Linked DNA regions of Homo sapiens: regions 1 and 2 are each linked to region 3. The links are chromatin loops, found by intact Hi-C in ENCODE. Cell type or tissue: heart right ventricle. All regions are shown on one strand.

Region 1 (8,000 bases), 70 kb before region 3:
GCTTCAATCATCCTGTTCAAATTTATTACAACCATATGATGTCAGTGCTATTATTAGCACAGAAAAACAATCATTTATTGCATTGAGTATCCTCTAGAGGTCAGCAGTCACTTGCTCTTCTCTTGGTCCGTAATCGTCAGTAGCATGACCTTGAAATGTGGCTAAAAAAGTCAATGTCAGGAGAACGCACTAAAACTCTGGATGCCATTTGAATGCCCCCGCCCCCAAGAGTTCTGTAGTCCTAAGTGTTAAAAAATACAGGCAAAGGAGACAGGACTTATCAAAGGTATTTAGAGTTAGATGGAAAAGGCACACATAAATCTTAAAAGCTAAAGAAAGGCCAAATCTAATTCAGTGTATGAAGACAGAAAAGAGCAGATTAGGGATCTGAATGACCTGGGCTATCACAGCTCTTCCTCCCTGCATCCTGCCACCCCACACCTTCAAACACACACACTTAAAGGACACTGATACAGTGACCTTAACAGAGCTCTGTGTATCTCCTTATAGTCATCGACAAGGATTTATTCAGCATCTGGGCCAATATTTCTGGCTGTTATATAATCTTAACTGGCTGAGCTAGGATGATATAAATTATTCCTTTGTGGGCAAGTCCAGAAAAATTTATAATTAAAAGCAGAGCTATTTCAATGACTAAACAAATATAAATAATATTTTTTTATGTAAAGGAGCTTGTGCATATTTCACATTTTACATATTTTTAGTGTTTAAGAGAGTTCGGCTCAATAGAAACAGATCAGTCATTTAATTCCAATTTAAAATGTGTGACTGAGTAGTTGGTTTAGATTTGAGATTTTAAGTTGCAAACTTATGAATTTTATATACTTTATTAATCATTTAGAAGGTCTTAAATTTCACCATATTTATCATTTTAATTTGTTTCCTAAGATTTACCTACTTGGGAAATTTCTGTTAGTCAGACAACTTACAGGCTTAAAAAAGATAAGAAGCATCAAATATATAAATGCATTTCAAAAGGTGTGGGATTGAAAGAGGAATAGAGTAGTTTAAAGTAAATACTGACATACCCAGAAGTATAGAAGGGGACTATCATTGGAGAAGAAAAGTCAGCTCTGCCCAGGAGTAAAAGAAATGAAGTGCTCCATCCCCAAGAGTAACACACTTCCTAAGTCAGGTGACTGTAGGGGTCCCTACCAGGCGGTTCCCTGACTACACACCTTATAGGGAAGTCTAAGTGCCATCTACCGTTGACCCTTGAACAACACAGATTTGAACCATGTGGGTCCACTTATGTATGAAGATTTCCTTCATCTTCTGCCACCCAAGACAGCAAGACCAACCCCTCCTCTTCCTTAGCCCACTCAGTGGGAAGACGATGAGGATGAAGAACTTTATGATGATCTACTTCTTCTTCATGAATAGTAAGTATATATTTTTTTACTTATAATTTTTTTAACATCTTTTCTCTAGTTTACTTTTTTGTAAGAATACAGTACATAGTACATACAACACAACACATGTGTTAACTGACTGTTGATGTTCTTGGTAAAGCTTCTGGTCAACAGTAGGCTATTAGTAGTAAGGCTTTGGGGAGTCAAAAGTTGTATATGGATTTCCAACTGTGCAATGGGTCAACGCCCCTAACCGCCACATTGCTCAAGGTTTGTCTATACTCCTACCTATCTACATGGAGCCGCAGCTGCCCTCTCATTTAGAGATGAGAAGACTACTAAGAAAACAAGACTAAAAGATTCCAGAGGAACCCATGCCACCTGCCTATAATGAACCAAAGTAGTCAATCATTCACAAATATGGATGGACAAATAAGTAAAAGCAGATATTTGGAAAATAAAAAGAAAGAAGAGCCTAAAAGGTCCAAAATAAGCAGATAAACCAATTTCAGGGAAACAAAAATACAAGGAACTTAAGCAAACTTAAACAAGCAGAAAATCCAAATTGGTATCTTCAGAGAGAGTCAAGAGATTATTGCATTTATAAAACAAGAACAAAAAGCTATGAAAAAGTACTGATGAGGCAATGAAATGTCCTTGGAAATTAAAATATACTTGCCAGCATAAAAAAATTCAATGGTCAGCATAATTAATAAAATGAATGTATTTGAAGACTAAAGTGGAGGTTTGTAAACCAAAACAGAAAATGAAAGAAAACAGTCCGGGCACAGTGGCTCAGGTCTGTAATACCAGCACTTTGGGAGGACAAGGTGGGTGGATGACTTGAGGTCAGGAGTTCGAGACCACCCTGGCCAATGTGGTGAAACCCCATCTATACTAAAAATACAAAAAAAATTAGCCAGGCATGGTGGCGCATGCCTGTAATCCCAGCTACTAGGGAGGCTGAGGCAGGAGAATTGCTCGAACCCAGTGGGTGGGTTTCTTTTCTTTATAATTTTCTTTTTTTTTTTACTTTTTTTTTTTTTTTTTTTTTTTGAGATGGAGTTTTGCTATTATTGCCCAGGCTGGAGTGCAATGGCATGATCTTGGCTCACCACAAACTCCGCCTCCTGGGTTCAACTGATTCTCCTGCCTCAGCCTCCTGAGTAGCTGGGATTACAGGCATCCACCACCACGCCCAGCTAATTTTGTATTTTTAGTGGAGATGGGGTTTCTCCATGTTGGTCAGGCTGGTCTCGAACTCCCAACCTCAGGTGACCCGCCCACCTCAGCCTCCCAAAGTGTTGGGATTACGGGCGTGAGCCACCACGCCCAGCCTAAAAAATCACTTTTTTAAATTGTATGCTTTCCTTAGTTTATCAACACAGTAAACCTAATTATTACCATCAAAGTAGACTTAATTTTAGAGAGGATAAAAGATGTTAAGAACTACGAAACCCAATCTTAATTGACAAATTTTAGAATTTCAAAGAATGAGTTTTAAAACATTGCTGAAAATACAACAGAAAAATAAACCTGTAGCACGCAAGTTGAAAAAAAAAATCTATTTGAGACCAAATTAAGAAACTGTAACTGAGTATTTACACACAGCTTAGAAACAGCAGCACTGCCATCATTTTTAGTTGGATATATAAATTAAGTCCTCTGATGATATTTCTTCAAATAACTGGTATCAGAAATAACTTTATTCATTTCTAAATGGCAAAATAATGTTAATTTTAAAATTAGTTTTCTATCTCCATTCTAATAATCTTATCAATAGTCTTTTTATTATGTGCAGGTTTGAAAACACACACCTTCCTCATTCTCAGGTGACTGTTTATCCGGACATCTATTCTGAAACAAACAGAAATACACCAGATCAAATAAAACCCACATTTTCTGGGCTGGGCGAGGTGGCTCACACCTGTAATCCCAGCACTTTGGGAGGCTGAGGCGGGTGGATCATAAGGTCAGGAGATTTGAGACCAGCCTGGCCAACATGGTGAAACGCTGTCTCTACTAAAAATACAAAAATTAGCTGGGCATGGTGGCGCGGGACTGTAATCCCAGCTACTTGGGAGGCTGAGTCAGGAGAATCGCTTGAACCCGGGAGGCAGAGGTTGCAGTGAGCCGAGATCGCACCATTGCACTCCAGCCTGGCGACAGAGCGAGGCTCCACTAAACTAAAAAAAGGAAAAAAGAAAAATCCACATTTTCTGAAGAGTCTACCCTGTTGAAGACCTGAACTGCACCATGCAGCCCCGACCCAACCACCTGTGTTCTCATGTGATGTGTACCTCTACTTCCCAGTCAAGCTCCGGCTTCAGTGTAAAAATTCTTGGCAGTCTGGTGCTTATGTAACTGTTGGAGACATTTTTGACTCTATTGGTCTCCCTCTCTGTTTCTGAATTGTCCCCTCTTTCTCCCGTCATAAATACAAGAGTCACTTTTCCTGCTACCTTTAAACATATAAAAAATAAGATAACATATTTAGTCTGAAAATAACCATTCAATATTTTAAAATTTCAGAAACATATCAAATGACAGCTTCACTTTTACTTCATTGTTGACAATATTCATTTTAGTGAAAAAATTGGTAACGACGAGGGGAGAAGGACAGCATCACTTCCGAGGAATAAGTTTTTTTTTTCTATTTTAAGGGCAATTGTGCATTGCTTCCAAACCCAAATGAGAATCAGTGGAAGTTAGTATTCAAATATGACTGCTTTAAAATTGCATTTTTTGCAAGTGCTTCATTTTCTGGCTGACATCAGCAAATACACATCAGTGAGCTGATGACATTTGATACAAAAGGGACAACTTGTTCACCCAAAAAAGTTGTCAAGTCATACCCTTGGCTCATTTTGCCAAGAGCCAAAGGTGTCAGGCATACCGTATGCCTTCTGTAACGTTGCTGGCTCCCATACTTGGCACACTTGGGGTTGTTTTTGGCAGGCTGATGCGTATCCAACCTACAATTCATTCTGACCCCAAGAGCCAGATCTCATGAAAGTGACCTTGTGGGGAAGCTGAGTGGTAACCCAAGAAATCACTGTGAGTGCTTTTACAGCATTGCCATTTTAAAATATACTTGCCATTTTACAATGATCTTTCAAGAAATGTGAAGAATAGAAAATTTTGCTGTAGGACACTACAATGGGAACACAGACACCAGGGTCCCCTGGAGAGCGGAGGGCGGGAGGAGAGTGAGGATTGAAAAATCGCCTAGAGGGCACTATGCTTATTACGTGGATGACGGAAATAATCTGTACATCTAATCCCTGTGATAGCAATCCTTCCCTATACAGCAAACCTGCACATGTACCCCTGAACGTGAACATTTTTAAAAAGAAAATGTTGGTAAAGCTTGGGCGTGGTGGTTCACGCCTATAATCCCAGCAATTTGGGAGGCCAAGGCAGGCGGATCACTTCAGGCCAGGAGTTCGAGACTAGCCTGGCCAACATGGCGAAACCCGGACTCTACCAAAAATACAAAAATTAGCCTGGCATGGTGGCGGGTGCCTGTAATCGTAGCTGCTCAGGAGGCTGAGATAGGAGAATCGCTTGAACCTGGGAGGTGGAGGTTGCAGTGAGCCAAGATCACACCACTGTACTCCAGCCCAGGGTGACGGAGCAAGACTCTACCTCAAAAAAAAAAAAAAAAAAAAAAAAAAAGTTGGCATATATTATTTTAGACTTAAGTTATCCTACCTTTTAATTTCTCTGACTGAAGCAGTGTAATACACACATGCTACTCGCAGAAAAATGAAAGCACCTTCTTCTTTCTTGCCTTCTGCAGGGTAAGCAAATGTTTGAATTAATTATATTTCTTTCATTATCATTGATTTGAACATTTTTATGTTTTTCTATTTTTATTAAGAGATAAGCTCCTTTGTTCCATTGCCAGAACATTTCCTATTTATTTTATTCAGTGACCTCACATCTTTTTAAGTCTGTGGCATCAAATTATATGTTCACTTTCCCATCCTTGGTTCTGTCTTTTAATTCATGCAACAAATATTTATTGGACATGTCTCCTTTATAAGCCATCACTGTGCTGGGAACTTGGTATGAACAAAATAGATAAAATATAGTCTGCCTTCAATTTAGTAGGGAAGTGGGGATTAAAAAACAAACAATTGTTACATATAATAAATGCCATGAAGGAAAAAGCATCGCATTTATATTTATTTATGTGAGACAGAGTCCTGCTCTGTTGCCCAGGTTGGAGTGCAGTGGTGCAATCTCGGCTCGCCACAACCTCCACCTTTCAGGTTCAAGTGATTCTCCTGCCTCAGCCTCCCGAGTAGCTGGGACTACAGGCGTGTGCCACCACGCCTGGCTAATGTTGGTATTTTTAGTAGAGACAGGGTTTCACTAAGTTGACTAGGCTGGTCTCAAACTTCAGGCCTCGTGATCTGCCCGCCATGGCCTCCCAAAGTGCTGGAATTACAAGCGGGAGCCACGTGACCGGCCCTAAAAGAATGGCATTTATTTACCAACTTTTGAGGTATTCCTCTGGTTTTTTAAACACGATTTCACCTAGCTTATTTTTTTTTTCTCCACCATTTTCTCTGCCATAATCAGGATGTGAAATACAAAATCCTGCCTTTACCCTTGGACCTTGTCTTTCCTCTTCTAGAGGAACTTTCACTTCCTAACCAGGAACTGACAGACATCATCCTTACCGCCTCTTGCCTTTAACCCATATTATTTTAACCCAAGGACCTCAAATCTAGACACTTTTCTCAGATCACAACCTTTTATATTTTCACCCTATCTGCTGCTTCTTTTAAAATAAACCTACACTTAGCTTTTCCCATGATCTCTAACCCTCTGCAGTGTCTTCAGTCCATTAACCTCCCGGAATCACCTGCTTTTCTCCCTGGCTGACTTCCCAAGGACTAGAACTTCAACAGCTCAGTCTTTGGCAACAAAGAAGCCCTCACTCCTTAACTATCTTTGGCTCCTAGCTACTAACCCTGAAAAGCATGTTAGACATTTTCTCTGGGGTTACTGCAAATTGCTGGAGAATGTCCATACATAACACTTTATCCAGTTTCACCCTGACCCCACCGTAATGCTTATGATTATTTTACAATAGACTCTTCTTTCTCCTTCTTCTGCCTCTCTCACATTGCCTTCTTCATTTTCCAAGGACCTCATTTCTACTGCAACAAGGCTGATGGGAACCATTATGGAATCTACTCAAAATCTTTTGTCATTAACCACAGGAAACCCTTTACATATTTATCTATGTGTTCCGCTACCCTCTAATTCTTAATTCTTTCAAACCCTAGACCTCTGTATTTGTCCTATCTTCTACTTTCTCCAGAAATTTGTTCTGTGTCTACAAATATACCTACACGTTCCCTCAACTCACTTCTCCTCAAGTGATTGTGGCCATACTTCCTCCTTCTAGAAGGAGGCTATATTTGCTTGTTTCTACTTTCATCACCCACACGCTCCTTATAACTCACTGCATCTGTGCCTGACTTCCACCATCCTCTTGAAACTCCTCTCCCAAGATCACAATTAAATGCCTGCTTGCTGAATTCTGTTTTGGCCCCCTGGCTGTCTCTTCTCTTCCTCCTGAAATGTTCTGCACCCTTACTTATCAAAGTGTGAAGCAGGACCCTGTTTCTTGTCTGACCTCCTTGACAACTTATCACTTTACTTTTCCTTTTTTTAGAGATGGGGTCTCGGTCTGCTGTCCAGGCTGGAGTACAGTGGCACAATCATAGCTCACTGCAGCCTCCAACTCCTGGGCTCAAGCGATCCTCCCACCTCGGCCTCCCAACACTTATCATTTTTATATGCAGCCTCTTAACACGTGAGAATTCCTCAGTTACCCTTCTTCTCCCCCTATACCTGGGGTCACAAATGTCAACCATGAGCATAACCTGGCTTCCAGATGGGTTCTGTTTGACCTACAGAGTGAGGTTGTTAATTTTTACTGAAGCCAACACTTACAAATTAGGAGGTGTTACTTAAAATTGGGACTTCCAGTTTGTCTTGAAAACTAACTCACACCAGCTATGGAATAAGGATAGAAGAAAGTAGAATGTGAAATTGATATAAATGGCTATTACATGGCAAAGTAATAATGAAAGACTGTCTTCTTTCATGACTTAGGAATCAAAAGATACGTTCATTGCAGATTTCGAGGATTTGTGCTGAGATATTATTGAGTTAATTTTCTCTGTATTCTGTTCTCATTTTTGTCATACTTAGCCAAATCTCCACTTCAACAGCCCCAGTTACATGTTTTACCTTATATTATTCTCCAATCTTATTTCAAAAAGGATCTGCTTCAGGGTCCTTCAGTTTACTTTTCCTCTGAATATTGAACTTAACCAATAAAAGCTGCCTTATGAAACAAGTGACATAATAAAACAATAGATAATGTAAGCTTTAAATTCCAAATTCTGTCTCAGCCTCATAGCATTTACTGTCCATGAAGTAGACGACATTTATTTCCTGTAACCCAAAGGCTTTCCTTGTTCTTAATTTTTAAAGTGATGAAGTTCCCACAGGGGAGAATATAAGAAAGGGAATGAGATAAAGGTGGAAACATGGAAGAATTGGAATAAGAAAAATCATTTTCATTCATTCTTCTTTTTA
Region 2 (8,000 bases), 390 kb after region 3:
CATTATTGATTTTATAAGTAGGTGCCATGCTAAAAATTCCTAAATATCACAACAAAAATGGGATAAAGTTAAAGTCAATGAAGGTTTAAGATGTCATGGCTAAAAAATAAACTTGTCTAAATTAAAAAAAGTTAAAGAATACACAAATCAATATCTATCTAATTCACACGACTGGGAGTCCCATCATGAATGCTTGATGTATGATCATTTAGTGGTATAATAAAATTAGTTGCCAAAGTATTGTAAAGATGATGTTGTGGTAGAAAATGAGGAAAACATCACAATGTATAAGATTCTCCCTAAGCGGTTTAGTCTCTTCCTCCTGAAAGTTGTCATTCAACTTTGCTTTTGGAGAAGTCTCTAGCTGGCCTGGCGCCAGCACTGGCAGATGTTTCCAGTGCCGTGGAGAATGAATGACACTGCCAGGATGATCCTCTTCTCCTTTCACTTGATTTGCAGATCGTGATCTTTTCAGCAACAAATGCAGGCTTCAAAGTGACCTCATGTACCCCTCAAAGATTTAAATTGAAGATCAAAGAAAAACTAACCTCCTAAGTCCCACAGTTAAGAGTTTCCTATATACATATTTCTCACTAAATTGTTCTCCCCCATAGCTTCTTCAATTCCTAAGCACAATCTTGATCCTAGAAAAATATATAAGATGTGAGTGTAAAGTTGTCATGCTGATTTTTATCAATTAGTTGGGGAAGTTGTATTCATTGGTATAATCATAACTTACGTGTATAGGTCTTAATGTGTCCACTTGAAATATACTTCCATGATTAATACAAAAGGTATCATCTCAATTATGTAAAAAAAAATTTCTAGGTTTTTGTTTAGAAACAATAATTTTAACTTTACAACTTTACTTTTATTAATATTATTTTATTGTTTAAAATAAAATCTTATCAATAATTTTTAATGGAAGGTTTTCTAATTTATTTACTAATTCTCATGCTGAATTTCAAAGCAACTTTGGCCATCCAATTTCCTAAAATAATTATAGCAATAAAAATATCAGGTTTTTTTCTTTCACTACATTATGTTATACAAAGTAGAGTTAAATGTGCACTCCAGTTCTAGAGCATCCTAACTAACCTGTTTTCTGCTAAATCATTTGCAAACTTTACTGGCTATAAGTGCCACACTAAATTTAAGTAATTGTTATTCAGACATACCAGTTCTGATTCCATTATTATCTTCTATTGTGAATTTTCCAGGATAAGTAGACACAGAATAACCAAGAAATTGTTCATAGGCTGCAGCTGGGCTATTCTCGTGGCCTAAGACACTCAATGGGGTCAACACAGGAAGATGGATACCATTTGGCAGGTGCTAGAAGTAGGAGTGTTTCGGGGACTTTTAAGTCTTTTTCTGCTACTACTCTATTTGTTTCTCATCTATTTGTTAGTTGCTTTTTCCTCCCCTCCCCCAGCCCCAATCAGTTTCCAGGCACTATGTGTCAGGAAGCTGTCTCCACCATCTCCACCATCCATTTCCTCTTGTTTTGCTGGGGGGAAATGAAGAGCAGCTGCAGCTATTCAGCAGCCTCATCAGTGGAAGATGAAAATGATCATCATTTAATCAACAAGCACTGCTGAGTGCCCATTATCATTATGCTGTTTCTCAAGCCGCTCATCTTCGGGACAAGCATTCCCAGCTCATTTTATTCATCTATTTTTTTCTGCTTAGTACATTTTCTGTGTATTTTTAATTATGCACCTAAAATTGAGACATACATTTCTTTAAAAAAAATTTTTTTTAGTAGAGACGAGGTCTTGCTATGTTCCCTGGACTGGCCTCAAACTCCTGGGCTCAAGCTATCCTTCCCACCTTGGCCTCCCAAAGTGGTGGGATTACAGGCATGAGCCACCGTAGCTTGGCCAAGAAATATATTCCTTTAAAAGGTTTAGGCTGACATCTAACCATTTCAAAAAAAAAAAAACTCCTATATTTTTCACTGTTCAACACCCTCCCAGCATCAGCTAAATTCACAAAGAAAAAAGAAATCTAAAGTCTGAAACAGTCCATTTAGAAATCTTTTTTAGGAGATAAAATATGGACCTAAAAAAAGAAGATACACACACACACACAGATAATTCCAAGGAATTAAGCATTGTTCACAAGTGTAAGGTAGACTGCTCTGCATCCAGATAATGCATGAAAAAAATAATGTTTTAAAACTACCCATAAATGGATTACACATTAAAAGAAAAAGAAATTGAATTATCTTTCAGTGATAAGAATTCTTTCAATTATTATACAATTTTCACATTGTGGCATTTTCAGCATTTGTGATTAAATTCATACGTTGTTCGTTGAATTATTGATTTACATTGATTAAATTTGATGTTTATGATAGAATTTTCCAGAGTTGGGTAGAAAGGGGTGCTCCCAGGATTAAAGCCAAGTATATTATCACTGTCAAGTTTCTCACCATATCCTAGCTGGGAGATAATAAAGTCCAATTCCTCGATGGTGTGGATACTTGTGAGGTCACCGCCTTCCTTCCTGCAGGTGGTCAGAGCATCCCTCTGGATTTTTTTCTCATCTCTGTGAATCTTGTAACAGTGACCGGCATACGGCCACCACTGACTAGGACAGTGAGTAGGCACATCACTTTCTAGAAACAAAAAGGGGGGTCGGAAAAAAATTTTAAAAGATTTGATTAAAACTATAACAATATTTTAATCATTTTATATAATACATGAAACAGCTTATAGTTACTAGGCAAATAAAGGTAACATTTAGTTTTTATTTTCGCAGCATACATATTCACCAAAAATAGACAAGGCATATACTATTTTGTTGGTTTTTAGACAAAACAAAATAACCTACTTTTTAATCAAATGGGAAATCACCTTATCAACTTTCTTTCTTTCTTTTTTTTTTTTTTTTAAGAGACAAGGTCTCCCTCTATTCCCCAGGCCAGAGTGCGGTGGTGTGATCATGTCTCATTGCAGCCTCAACCTCCTGGGCTCAAGCAGTCCTCCTGCCTCAGCCTCCTAAGTAGCTGCTACTACAGGGCATAAGCCACTGTACTTGGCTATGGGAAATCTCTTTTTAAAAAGTTATATCTACAACAAGACTATACTAATACATATTAGATTATCTAAATCTTGTCAGCAAACCTGAACTAAGCATCTGTTATGCACTGTTTAAATGCTGGAGGCCTGAAAGCTTTGGGGGACTAAACACATCCCCTAAAAGATTTGAATTTACTTTATTCTATGGACATTAGGGAGCCAGTCACTCTTGAGAGGCAGGTTAGTGTTGAAGTAGAGAGCTGGAATGGCTGGGGGACAAACGGTCTCCAAGGAGCCTCCGCCACCATAGCCACATGAGTCAGCCACTTGTTGCCTCAGAACAGACCCACTACCATTTAGTTGCTACCCAAAACTGACACGTGCTTGTGACTAGGAGAGGGATCTGGAGTCATAACTCCTAAAACCTGAATTTGCGGTAAGTTGTGTGATCTTCGGCAAGTCACATCACATGAAAAGGAGTACCCATATAGGTGAAAATTTTTAAATGAGATTAGTACTAACACTAATATCAAACCACCCACCCCATGTTCTTCTGAACTAGAAAAGAATAGAGAGAGTGTGCTTGTAAATCACAAGCACCACACAATCATTATTTAATTAAACCAGCTGTCAACATCCTCAGCCTCGCTACTAATAGGATCAAATTGTATAATCTTGATTATACGCTGCAAAAATTTAATAGTAATGAGCTAGGGGAAAGTGACAATAAAGACATTTGAAGGCAGATGTTTATTCATCCCTATTGCCTTGAGCCTGGCACAGGGCCTGGTACATATAAGCGTATTGAGTATTGGAAGAGAAAAAGAATTGAAGTTATAGTTGATATATGGCTGCTTGTTATTACTATTCTAGAGATACTATTTCAAACAGTAATTTGGCAACATGTTTTGCTTAGAAGGGGACTATATTGCCAAATGAAAGTGAACGTATATATTATTTAAGCTCATATTAAATGTTTTCAAATGGCTGTCTTAGTATATGTTCGTTATAGGGTACCTTTCTTCACTATTCCTTTGATGAATTGGTCGTATCTTCCCTTAAAGGTGGAGAGTATCTGAAACATCATTGTTTAAGCCCAGGATTTTGTGCCCTGCAGTCATACAAGTAACTACTCAGTCATGAGGCTCAAATGCTGTACAATTGTAATAAAAAATGCATATTTAAAAAAATTCTATTCCCTCAATACAATTTAGATTCTGTGCACTTCCAGTGGTTACAAAAAAAAAAAGAAGAAAAAGAAAAAGAAAGCAAGCTTAGTACAGCTTTGGAGCCCTCTGGTGGGTTATTTTAATTTTGCTACCTAGGAAATTGAAAATAGTATCAGCCAATGCTGTCCTTCAAAAACTGAAATGATGAACTTTAAACATATTTGAAAGCATGAAAACAACCAACTTGAGTGAAATGAAGGGGAGTTCCCTGGGGCAGCCACAGAAGATGATTTGTTCCTCTAGCCACAGCTCATGTGCTCAGTGGCCACATGCGGTTAAGTGGCTGCTAAGCCAGAGAGTACAGCCCTAGAGACCTGAGGATTATGGACAAACGGGTTAGTGTTACAATAATTCACAGGGTTTGAGGTTGAATTCTTGCCTAAGGCTGTTGCTAATCCCGTATGCTGCATAATTTGAACTCTGATACGCTTTTCCAAGCTCTGGTTTATTTGAGTTTATAGATAAAACAGAATCATTAATCCAGGGAGTATAGAGATGTTCAGAAACTGACATCAAGTGGTTAGCGAGTGAAGAAGGCATCATGGAGGAATAAGAATGTACTGAGTGTTTGATGAAATGAACAAAATTTTATCTCAGGAAGAAGAGTCATGAACATTTCCATTTTACACATGAGGATCCCAGCACCGGCAGGTTAAGCAGTAAGGCCAAGTTACAGAATTCTGAGTGCTGTACCAGAGAAACTATAAAGTAACTATTCTCCTCTTTGGCAACATGGAAATTCCAAGTCTTAGAAAGAGAATTGTAATGAAGGCTTCCAAAAAAGGAAAAAATACACTATTTCTCCTAGAGGAGGAATAGTAGAGGTAAAATGCAAAAATGGTGAGCTTTCTCTAAAGATACCCACCGTCACTATGGAGAGCCTGTAAAGGATAATCAAACCCAACATCCAGGTCCCGCATCTATATCTATTTAGGATCTTGGCCAAATCTATATCAATTAAAATTGCAAACACATCTCCTCCCTAATCCAACAATTCCACTTCCAGGAATGATCACATGCATGAAATGATGTGCATAGAATGTATATAGTTATTTACCTCAGGACTGTTTGTATTAATAAAAGATTGGAAGTAAATTAAATTAAAAATCCATTACACAGGAGATCGGTCAAAAAAATATATGTGCTGTCTCTGCAATAGCTTTTGGACAGCCATAAAATTAAACATAGAAGCTGTTTATATTCTACGTGGAATGATGTCCAAAATTGTTGTTAAGTGGAAAACTTAGGATAAAAACATATTATAGTATACTGCCATTTGTATGAAACAAAAATAATTATAAATATATTTGTTTATATAGTCACAGAATAACTAAGGATACACACCCAGAAACAATTATTCTCCAGGAAGGTAAACTGGGTGTTACAGGTGAGAGGTAGGGAAAACCTTATTATTTATCATGTTGTATCTTTTGAATCTCTAGCTATGTCAAGCGTATTTTAAAATACATGAAATTGCTTTCAAAGCCAATGGGAAGAAAAAAACAAGAATGCCACATTGTCAGTTTCCTCCAGCAGAAAAACAGAAATAAATTAAACCATTTAAAGCATTCGCTGTCCCTCCAAAAAGAGGTAATAATAAAAAATATGTAGTTTGTCTTTCATCAATTGGAAGAAAGAATTCTTGCCTTAGTAGTTTATTCTCCTATAAAATTGTAAGGGACAACACAATTGATTTTTTTTTTTCTTGAAGTCTAGCCGATATTTAAAATTCAGTTACAGGCCAGGCACGGTGGCTCATGCCTGTAATCCCAGCACTTTGGGAGGCTGAGGTGGGTAGATCACCCAAGGTCAGGAGTTCAAGACAAGCCTGGCCAACACAGCGAAACACCATCTCTGCTAAAAATACAAAAATTAGCTGGGCGTGATGGCACACATCTGTAATCCCAACTACTCGGGAGGCTGAGGCAGGAGAATCACGAACCCAGGAGGCGAAGTTTGCAGTGAGCTGAGATCGCGCCATTGTACTCCAGCCTGGGTGACAGAATGAGACTCTGTCTCAATAAATAAATAAAATTCAGTTACAACTTTTTAGATATTTTATTCTATTTTATGAAAACTTTAGTATAAGACGCTACACTGAATAGCAAGGAAGCCCAGATAGAGCCGTGAGGACCTAATATAAACATCCCTTCCAAATGTTGACTTTCTAGCTTGGATTCCGGTTTTGCCATGTCTGCAAGGTTTCTGTATCCTCTGAATATCTTTTTCCTCAACTATAGCATGTGAATCATGACACCTACCTCAGAGGACTGATTGGGAAGGTAACATTTTTATTTAGGTCAGAGGATCTCCACAATGCCCAGACACCGCCGCACACTCAGGAAATACTAGCAACCAGCACACAGAAATATTGCAGTAATATCATTAAGTTTACCCCATCAACTATCCACAAAACCTCTGGCGGCATTCCAACAGTTACACCTAAGCTGTAATGTTACTTATCTTTCAATTCTAATAGTTGAGGCACTTCAGATCCCATAGATCACTTACCTGAGGGAATAACAAAAGAATTTAAAGTGGTGTTGCCCTTTTTGCAAATATAGCCCAGTTTCTGAACACATTCCAGATTTTCCCATTTAGCATTTTTTCCAGGATTTAGTGACACACAGCTTTTTCCAGGTTCAGCTGATGGACTTCCTTCGAGGAAAAGGAAAAGTTAAAGTGGACTATTATAGCTATTCCCAGCAGATAGCATCCCTCCCACGTCTCCTCATGTCTTCATCCTGGGGATTCAATGGACCACCATTCTGTCTTTTGCTACACATTCACAAAAAAATATTTACTGACTGCAGAGCAAAAGACACGATGGGTGTCTATTGTTTTCTTATCGTTGGATCATTCCAATACTTAGAATGTTGATAAAGCAAATATACTTCTTTGAAACAACCCTTTCCCCCATTATCAGCTAATAAAGCTACACCTTAAAACTTGAACAGTTGTCACAACGGATTACATTATCAAAGAGAGGTACCTAATGAAAAGAATGCATGATTATGCCGCCATAAAAAAAAATGAAATCATCATGTCCTTTGCAGCAACATGGATGCAACTAGAGGCCATTATCCTAAGCGAATTAATGCAGAACAGAAAGCCAAATAGCCATGTTCTCACTTCTAAGTGGGAGCTAAATACCGAGTACTCATGGACACAAAGATGGCAACAACAGAAACTGGGGACTATGAGATGGGGGAGGAATGGAGGGTAACAAAGTTTGGAAAACTAGCTACTGGGTTCTATGCTCACTGCCTGGTTGATGGGATGGATCATTTATATCCCAAACCTCAGCAACATGCAATTTACCTAGGTATGTAACAACCGTGTACATGTATCTCTGAATCTACAAGTAGAATTTATTAAAAAGAAAGAATACATGATGTTCCAAACCTGCCACACTAAACATTATTAGGGCAGGGCACGGTGGCTCACGCCTGTAATCCCAGCACTTTGGGAGGCTGAGGCGGATGGATCAACTGAGGTCAGGAATTCGAGATCAGCCTGGCCAACATAATGAAACCCCATTTCTACTAAAAATACAAAAAAATCGGCCGGGGAGCTGGCGGGCACCTGTAATCCCAGCTACTTGGGAGGCTGAGGCAGGAGAATTGCTTGAACCTGGGAGGCAGAGGTTGCAGTGAGTGGAGATCACACCACTGCACTCCAGCCGGGGTGACAGAGTGAGACTCTGTCTCAAAAATAAAAATAAAAATAAATGGAGGAGAAAAAG
Region 3 (8,000 bases):
AGTGGCGCAATCTCGGCTCACTGCAAGCTCCGCCTCCCGGGTTCATGCCATTCTCCTGACTCAGCCTCCCGAATAGCTGGGACTACAGGTGCCCACCACCATGCCCGGCTAATGTTTTTTTGTTTTTTTGGTTTTTTTTTTTTTGCATTTTTAGTAGAGACGGGGTTTCACTGTGTTAGCCAGGATGGTCTCAATCTCCTGACCTCGTGATCCACCTGCCTCAGCCTCCCAAAGTGCTGGGATTACAGGCATGAGCCACTGCGCCCGGCCAACTTTTTGCATGTTTTCTTTAAAATTTCTCTACTTTTAATTGTACTTCTAATACAGACACTTCTGAAATCAGTTTTCACATTGCTGCAGCCTTACCAATTTGTAGAAACTGTTTATGTGATGTTTTGATTCTTCATTTATATATTTGCTTCAAATATTTTCCCAACATACCTTTTCAACTTATTTTCTTGTAATGCAGTTTACTATTTTAAAATAACAGTATGTGCTGCTTTGTGAATATTTTTATTACATCAAAACTAAGAAAGACCTTTCAACCTTTTCATCGTTCTAATAAATCAACACATTTATTCTAATTATGATTTGTTTTATATCCAACTCTCTACTCAAGTATATTCCATTTAACTCTCTAATTGGTTTTGACACAAGGTGTGGGCCTAATTCTTTAAGTACTTAACTAGTTATCCCAATGCAATTTTTATATTGTTTGTTAAATAATTTTTGCACTATTGTTTTATATTTTTATATATATTACATAAATTGAAAGCCAGTTGAGAGTTCAATTTATAATAGGACATTCATTTTCTTAAGTGTCTTATTGTGTGTATATATATATATACACACACACACACATGTATACATATATATACACACACATATATACATATATACATGCATTCTAAAAAATGTATCCTTCTCTTTTGTTACTTGACTATGTACTAGAATTTGAATATTGAAATAAATATAAAATTGGTGGTTGACTATATACGTAATTGAATAGTTATTGTTATTTGAATATTTTGTTTATTGTGACTTGAATATAACCAAGATGATCAATCCACTTACAATTCTTCTCTTTCAAAATATTACATGACGTAGAAGCTCATTTTAGCTGACACTTACTATTTGTACAAATATTCCAGAAGTCATTTCTCTGGCTTTTCAGCAGACTATAAAGATTAAAAGTTCAAAAAAAGGTCAGTAAATATAGATATAAATAAAAATAATTAAAATATAATCTAAATTGCCCAGGTTGACTTCAAAATCCTTTTAGTTTTTACATTTCTTTCCCCTTGTCTCATTTTTGTATTCATGGTTAATTTTTTACTTTTGTTTCCCATGTACCTCTTTATAGGTCACCTGTATGTATCTTTTTTTTTTAATATACTTCAAGTTCTGGGGTACATGTACATAACATGCAGGTTTCTTACATAGGTATACATATGCCATGGTGGTTTGCTGCACCCATCAACCCGTCATCTACATTAGGTATTTCTCCTAATGCTATCCCTCCCCTAGCCTCCCACCTCGTGACAGGCCCCAGTGTGTGATGTTCCCTCCCTGTAGGTCACCTGCATCTTTAATGGAACAAAGTCAAAAGCACAAAAGCAAGCACTTTTTCACCACTTAAATGTAGTCTCTTTAATGCATTTTATTTATTTATCTTTTTTCAGTCAATTTAAGAAGTTTATTTGGCCAAAGTTAAGGATGTGTGCCCATGACACAGCCTTAGGAGGTCCTGGTGACATGTGCCCAAGGTGGGGTCAGGGCACAGCTTGGTTTTACACATTTTAGGGAGACACAAGACATCAATCAATATATGTAAGATGAACACGAGTTTAGTCTGGAAAGGCAGGACAACTCAGAGACAAATGGTTGCATGTTTTTGAGTTTCTGATCAGCCTTTCCAAAGGAGGCAATCAGGTATGCATTTATCTCGCTGAGCAGAGGGATAACCGTGAACAGAACAGGAGGCAGGTTTGTCCTAAGTGGCATTGTAAAACTCATTATGGCAACATCTTCTGTGTTTTTCTTTTCACTGGGAAAAGATTACTCTGAGTAAGTGCCACGTGGGAAACAAGAGCGAGAGAGGGCAGAGTGGAGGCCACTGACCAATGCCATGGGCAGGCAGAGGGGGTGTTGGCTTTGAGTAGGCAGGCAGGATGGGGGAGAAAAGGGAAGGAGGCATCTGCTCAGGATTCTTAATGATGAGACCAAAGGACTGGGTGACAGACTGGTTCTGCATCCGAGGGAGAGGAAGGTCATCGAGAATGACTCTGAGGTTACTGGTTTGCGTAACCAGTTAGACAGAAATGGCTTTTGCTGAAACAGTAGAAATGTGCCAGGATATGGGGAGACAAGATCGCAAGTTTCAATTTTGGATGTGTTGAGTCTGAGGTGTTTTTGAGAAAACCAAGAGGAGATGTCAAGAAAGAAGTTGGATTTGTTCTTTCCCCAGCTAAAAGATTAATAGTGAGCGACCTGGTTACACGTTCCACTTTCTCAATATCTCCCTGCAGGCAAATTATAAAACTGTACAGTTGAGCCAGACTAGTTTTGAGTACGCCATCACATACCACGCTGCTTGGAACCGAATCCACAACCTGCATGAGACTTTAATCAAAGCTTTTGTCAAGTTTTATACAGGAAGAAAAGATGTTTAGCGATTTGAGTCACTCTGCGATTGTTTTGCAACATGTTATTTGGATTGTAGAATAATATTGTTCAAGAGAGAGTCCAAGTGGGATGGAACAAAATGTCAAGGAGAATGTGTTTTTAGGCATTTCTCTAATGTCAACAGAATACTCATAGTTTTTGTTATGCTAGTTCAAAGCGTGAACCATTTCTATTATTCCAGTTATTCAATATTTTTACAAAAATAGTACATAAGTTGCCATACTGAAGATTTTTAAAAAAGTTTTTAAATATGAAGCTACCCAAAAGTCATGTGAGATTGTTACAGCTGATAAGGCAGAGAGGCAGCTATCTGCCTTATCAGATATGAGAAGACATGAGAATCCAAAGTCATCAGTAAAGATCAGGTAATATACATATTCCTTGATATGTAATTCCAGGACTTGGATTTCACAAGCTCTTATTTGAAACAAATAAAAGCATTTAGTGCTTTATAATCTTTGGAGCTGGGGAGGGTGATCTAGAAACTATAAAGAAAATCTAGAAGAACTAAGATCCATGATTAACTGGTATTTAGAACACTTCTCTACTTTTAAAGTTGACTCAATTCTTCAAAACTTAATTAATATAATTGTACTCAACTGTCTATGAAACTTAGATAAGGTCTATTACATACAAAAGATACTTGCACTTGTATATTTATTGCAGCACTATTCACAATAGCAAAGATATGGAATCAACCTAAGTGTCCATCAATGTATGACTGGATAAACAAAATGTGTGGGGTGTATATATCTACTTACACATGCACACATATACGCACACCAGGGAATACTACCCAACCCTTAAAAAGAATGAAATCATGTCTCTTGCAGTGACATGGATGGAACTGGAGGCCATTGTCTTAAGTGAAATAACTCAGAAACAGAAAGTCAAATACTAAGTGGGAGCTAAACAGTGTGTACGCATGGACCCATAAAGTGGAATAATAGACACTGGAGACTCGGAAAGGTGGGAGGGAGGTTAGGGATGAGAAATGACCTAACTGGTATAATGCACGCTATTCGGGGGATGGTTACACTAAAAGCCTAGACTTGCCCACTACACAATATATCCGTGTAACAAAACTGTACTTGTACCTGCTAAATATATAAAAATAAAAAAATTAAAAATAAATAAACTTAGTCAAGGAGTCTTTTGTTCAACACTTTAAGCAAAGCCCCATTTAGTCCTGGTGGCCACTAGATGGCAAACTTTGCTAAAGAATACTGCCCCCACTGAAAAGATTTTTGCAAGATTCAAATCTTCCTGAAAGCATTTGGGTTCCAGCTGCCATCAAATCTTAAAACACTCCTTCAGGGTTCACATCGCCTCTGTAATTAAAAAGCAAATTCGTGACTTCACAATTGTAGGAGTTTAGAAATAATCGAATCAGGTCTTTTTTCATTTTCTGGAAACTGAAGCCAAAAATAGTTGAATGGTTTACGGTTGTGTTAGTTAAAGGCAGAGATGGGCTCCCACTCAGGCCTCCAGCATCTTCCTGTAGTAATTTTCCACATTGTTTTTTAAAACTGTAGCACTGTTATAATTACTATTATCTGAATGAAGCTACTCTGGCAAATAAGAAGTCATTCTTAGAGTGATCACGAAGAAATTTTGAATCACTACAATCCCATACTCCTTGGCAGTCAACTCATTCATGTTATACTATTTAAAGCAACTTAGAAGCTCAAAAGATTTAAAATAATCCTTTAAGAATGTGTAGCAAGTAGTCCCTTATGTTGGATTGAGATTTTTCCTTATTTTTAGGTTCACATTGGATGGAAAACATATTAATCAGAAATGATTTGGAAAATCATTAATCATATAATGAGAAAAATGAAAAGAATGAAGTGTGTTTCTGATAAGAAAATAAGAATTGGAAAATGGAACCAAGGTAAATCTCAAAACGATGGCTTTCATCAGTACAGAATCAGGGCACGCGAGTAAGGCAACCTTGGAATACTTGCTATCAAAAGCTTTGGTTTTATTAAGAGAGGACCAGGCTAGAACTGGAAGAGTTTCACAAAACAGTGCCAAGAATTTGCAAAACAAAACAGACTTTAATCATGGTTTGGATTCGAGTACATTATATGCCAATCATAAGGTTATGTCTGGGGTGGACATGGGGAGTTATAAAACCACATGCCAAATGCAAGCGGGAGAGATGTTTCAGAAAAGAGCCTTCATAGTTCCCATCCTAAAGTCAGTCTACATCTGGCCCAACCTTCCATCTGGAAGAACTCTAGAGAGCAAGACAACATGAGGTCCAAACTAGGATATGCTCCACGCTACAGAGAGAGAGTGGGGAGCAGAATGAGTGAGGCTATGGGAGCCTTTACAATCCTTCAGCCATGAAACCCTCAGTGAACAAAGTCCAGCCTTGTTAGCATAGCAAAAGATCCCCTGTCTGGGCTAATTCCTGCCTACCTTTCTACCATCATTCCAGAACACAACTCAACTCCATCTATGGTATATTGCGGTACACTGGTGCATACCATTACCCCTGTTGGGTATATCACACTGAATCAAAGCTGCTTTCTGAACAGCTCTTGTCCTTCTCTAGCCCCTATCTCTTCCTGTCTTTGTTGATGCACCTGAAGAACCATTCCAACGTCAAGATCAAGTTCAAATGATACCATCTGCATTTGTTTCCTGGGGCTGCCACAGCTATGCACCATAGGATAGGTGGCTGAAAGCAATGGAAATACACTCTCTCCAGTTCTGGAGGCTAGACATTCAAAATCAAGGTGTTGGCAAGGCCATGCCATTTCTGAGGCTCTAGGGGAGAACTTGTTCTACACCATTCTCTTAGCCTCTGAGGTTGCCAGCAGTCCTTGACATTCCTTGGCTTGTAGATGCATCTGCCCCATCTCTGCCTCCACCTTTGGATGACCATCTTTTCTCTCTGTGTATCTGTGTCTTGGTTTTCTCTTCTTATAAGGACATCATCAGTCATACTGGATTTGAGGCAACCCTAATTGAGTAAAATCTAATCTTAATTTGATGATATCTTTAAAACCTCTTTATTTCTAAATAAGATTACATTCATAAGTACTGGGGATTATGACCTCAACATACTTTCTGGGGGAACACAATTCAACCCAGAACACCACCTTTTTCTATTCCTACTCCAGACCCCAAGAGTAGGTTGCTACCTCTATGCATTTACCCTACAATAACACTGACCACATTGGAGGCAATTGCAATGCACTCACCCTTTCGCCTTTGAGATCCCTGGGTAAGCAGAGCCTCTTTCTTTCTATTTTCCATGTTTGCACTTGCCTTGCTTGGCACTTCGCCTGGTGCATAGTACTACAGGCCCATGAATGAACATAATTCTCTGCAGTTTAATTCTGGAATATCCCCAGCTTCCTAGCATATTCCCTATAGATAAGCCAGGATGTCAGATTGAAACAGTCCCCCAAAGGAGATCCTTAGCCGAGAGGAGGCTCAGACTGCAAAGTTCTGAATAAGAAAGGGTGGGGGTAGGGAGATCCACACTTGGATCACTGATGCAAGCATTTCCAAGGTTACCGATGGCTTCAGGGAGTGGCAGGTAGGGGTAAATGGCAGGTAGATTATGAGGCAGAGACTGTCATTTTGGGGGAACTACTTTTTTTAATAACACAAACACATGTCTTCTGGTATGATATGTCTATTTGGCAATAGCTTGATCTCAAACCAGTAAGTTTCATTCTCTTTCTCCACTTTGGCTAATACCAACAATTGGCATTTAAGTTTCTGCAGAAGGTGGCCCCTTGCTCTTGGGGGGCCTACTGAGGGGCTCTGGAAATACAACTAAGATAAGATTGTCCAAGACATGTAATGGGAAGCTGTAGGCACCTGCAGAATTTCCTTCTTTTTCTCTCTACCTCACCTGTTTTTTATGGATTTGTGATCTCCCATCAATACAGAGATGTCCATACTGTGGGCTTGCGCCCTTTCCTGCCATTTTGGAGACTAGGTGGTACTGTAGCAGCCGATCGTGCCTCTGTGTTTGGTTTTAACCAATGGCGAATGTCTCTGCTTGTAAGTAGACAGAGTGACAGAACGGCATCAGCCAGGTGTGGGGTCCTAATCAGGCTGCAGTCACACTGGAGCCACAGGATCAGAAGTCCTGTTTATTAGTCTGTTCTCACACTGCTAGAAAGAAATACCTGAGACTGGCTAATTTATAAAGGAAAGAGGTTTAATTGGCTCACGGTTCCACAGGCTGTACAGGAAACATGGATGAATATGCCTCAGGAAATTTACAATCATGGCAGAAGGGAAAACAGCCATGTTACATGGCTGGAGCAAGAGGAAGAGAGTTTAAGGGGAGGTGCCACTCACTTTTAAACAACCAGGTCTTGTGAGAAATCACTCACTCACTATCATGAGAACAGCAAGGGGGAAATCTGCCCCTACGATCTAATCCCATCCCACCAGCCCCCTCCTCCAACATGGGGATTACAATCCCACATGAGATTTGGGTGGGGACACAAATCCAAACCATACCTCCGTGGCTGCTGTAATATCTAACCAACCAAAACCTCATTGCCCCTCTTCCTCATACAGTCAAAGCTCTAGGGCAGCTCTGAGGCAGAGCCAAGACCAGTCAGTTTGCTCCAACCGACTTGCCTTTGGCTGTTGGCAGACAGAGAGCAGCAGCAGCCCCGAGCCTGAACAGCAACTACTCTCAACCACTTTGTACCACGTCCTTTTCATTTAACCAAACAGACCCCTTCTGTCTCTTGGAAAAGGAAACTGTGTTGTTTTATTATTATTATTGCTAAATATACATAACCTACAATGTACCACTTTAACTATCTTTTTAATTTAAAAAATTTAGAGACAGGGTCTTGCTTTGTCTCCCAGGCTGGAGTGCAGTGGTGTGATCATAGCTCACTGCAGCCTTAACCTTCTAGGATCAAGGGATCCTCCTGCCTCAGCCTCCTGAGTAGCTGAGACTACAAGCATGCACTGCTGTGCCTGGCTAATTTTTTTAGATTATTTTTTATAGGGACTGGGTCTTGCTACATTGCCCAGGCTGGTTCTGAATGCCCAGTCTCCAGCGATCCTCCTGCCCCAGCCTCCCAAAGTGCTGGGATTACAGGCATAAGCCACTGCGCCCAGCTCCTTTTAACTGTTTTTTTTTTTTTTTTTGAGACAGAGTCTCGCTCTGTCGCCCAGGCTGGAGTGCAGTGGCGTGATCCCGGCTCACTGCAAGCTCCGCCTCCCGGGTTCATGCCATTCTCCTGCCTCAGCCTCCTGAGTAGCTGGGACTACAGGCGCCCGCCACCACACCTGGCTAATTTTTTATATTTTTAGTAGAG

The links. A loop is a pair of places that touch in the nucleus more often than their neighbours do. Peaks named below come from ENCODE experiments on the same cell type or tissue, not always from the same donor. Only the 100,000 strongest peaks of a DNase experiment are listed, where the experiment ranks them.
Region 1: it touches region 3 in a loop (3-fold over the local background); 10 of 110 quality-filtered maps call a loop at or near these places.
Region 2: it touches region 3 in a loop (7-fold over the local background); 27 of 110 quality-filtered maps call a loop at or near these places.

What each region holds. Positions count from the first base shown.
Region 1 is chr10:18,305,035-18,313,034 of GRCh38, reverse strand. All of the region lies in intron 2 of CACNB2 (calcium voltage-gated channel auxiliary subunit beta 2), which reads right to left. Among named protein-coding and RNA genes, the nearest start is that of CACNB2-AS2, 48 kb to the right of the region's middle. In heart right ventricle, a CTCF peak has its summit at 112 (motif pointing right); a DNase peak (open chromatin) is centred at 4,313; H3K27ac peaks cover 4,168 bases.
Region 2 is chr10:17,844,202-17,852,201 of GRCh38, reverse strand. It overlaps MRC1 (mannose receptor C-type 1), which reads right to left. Exons shown (of 30, transcript NM_002438.4): 6 at 6,767-6,913; 7 at 2,438-2,623. MIR511 (microRNA 511) reads right to left here and starts at 7,095; the gene lies at 7,009-7,095. In heart right ventricle, a CTCF peak has its summit at 4,319 (motif pointing left); a DNase peak (open chromatin) is centred at 371.
Region 3 is chr10:18,234,973-18,242,972 of GRCh38, reverse strand. All of the region lies in intron 2 of CACNB2 (calcium voltage-gated channel auxiliary subunit beta 2), which reads right to left. Among named protein-coding and RNA genes, the nearest start is that of CACNB2-AS2, 23 kb to the left of the region's middle. In heart right ventricle, a CTCF peak has its summit at 3,882 (motif pointing right); no DNase peak of the experiment used is centred here; H3K27ac peaks cover 1,772 bases.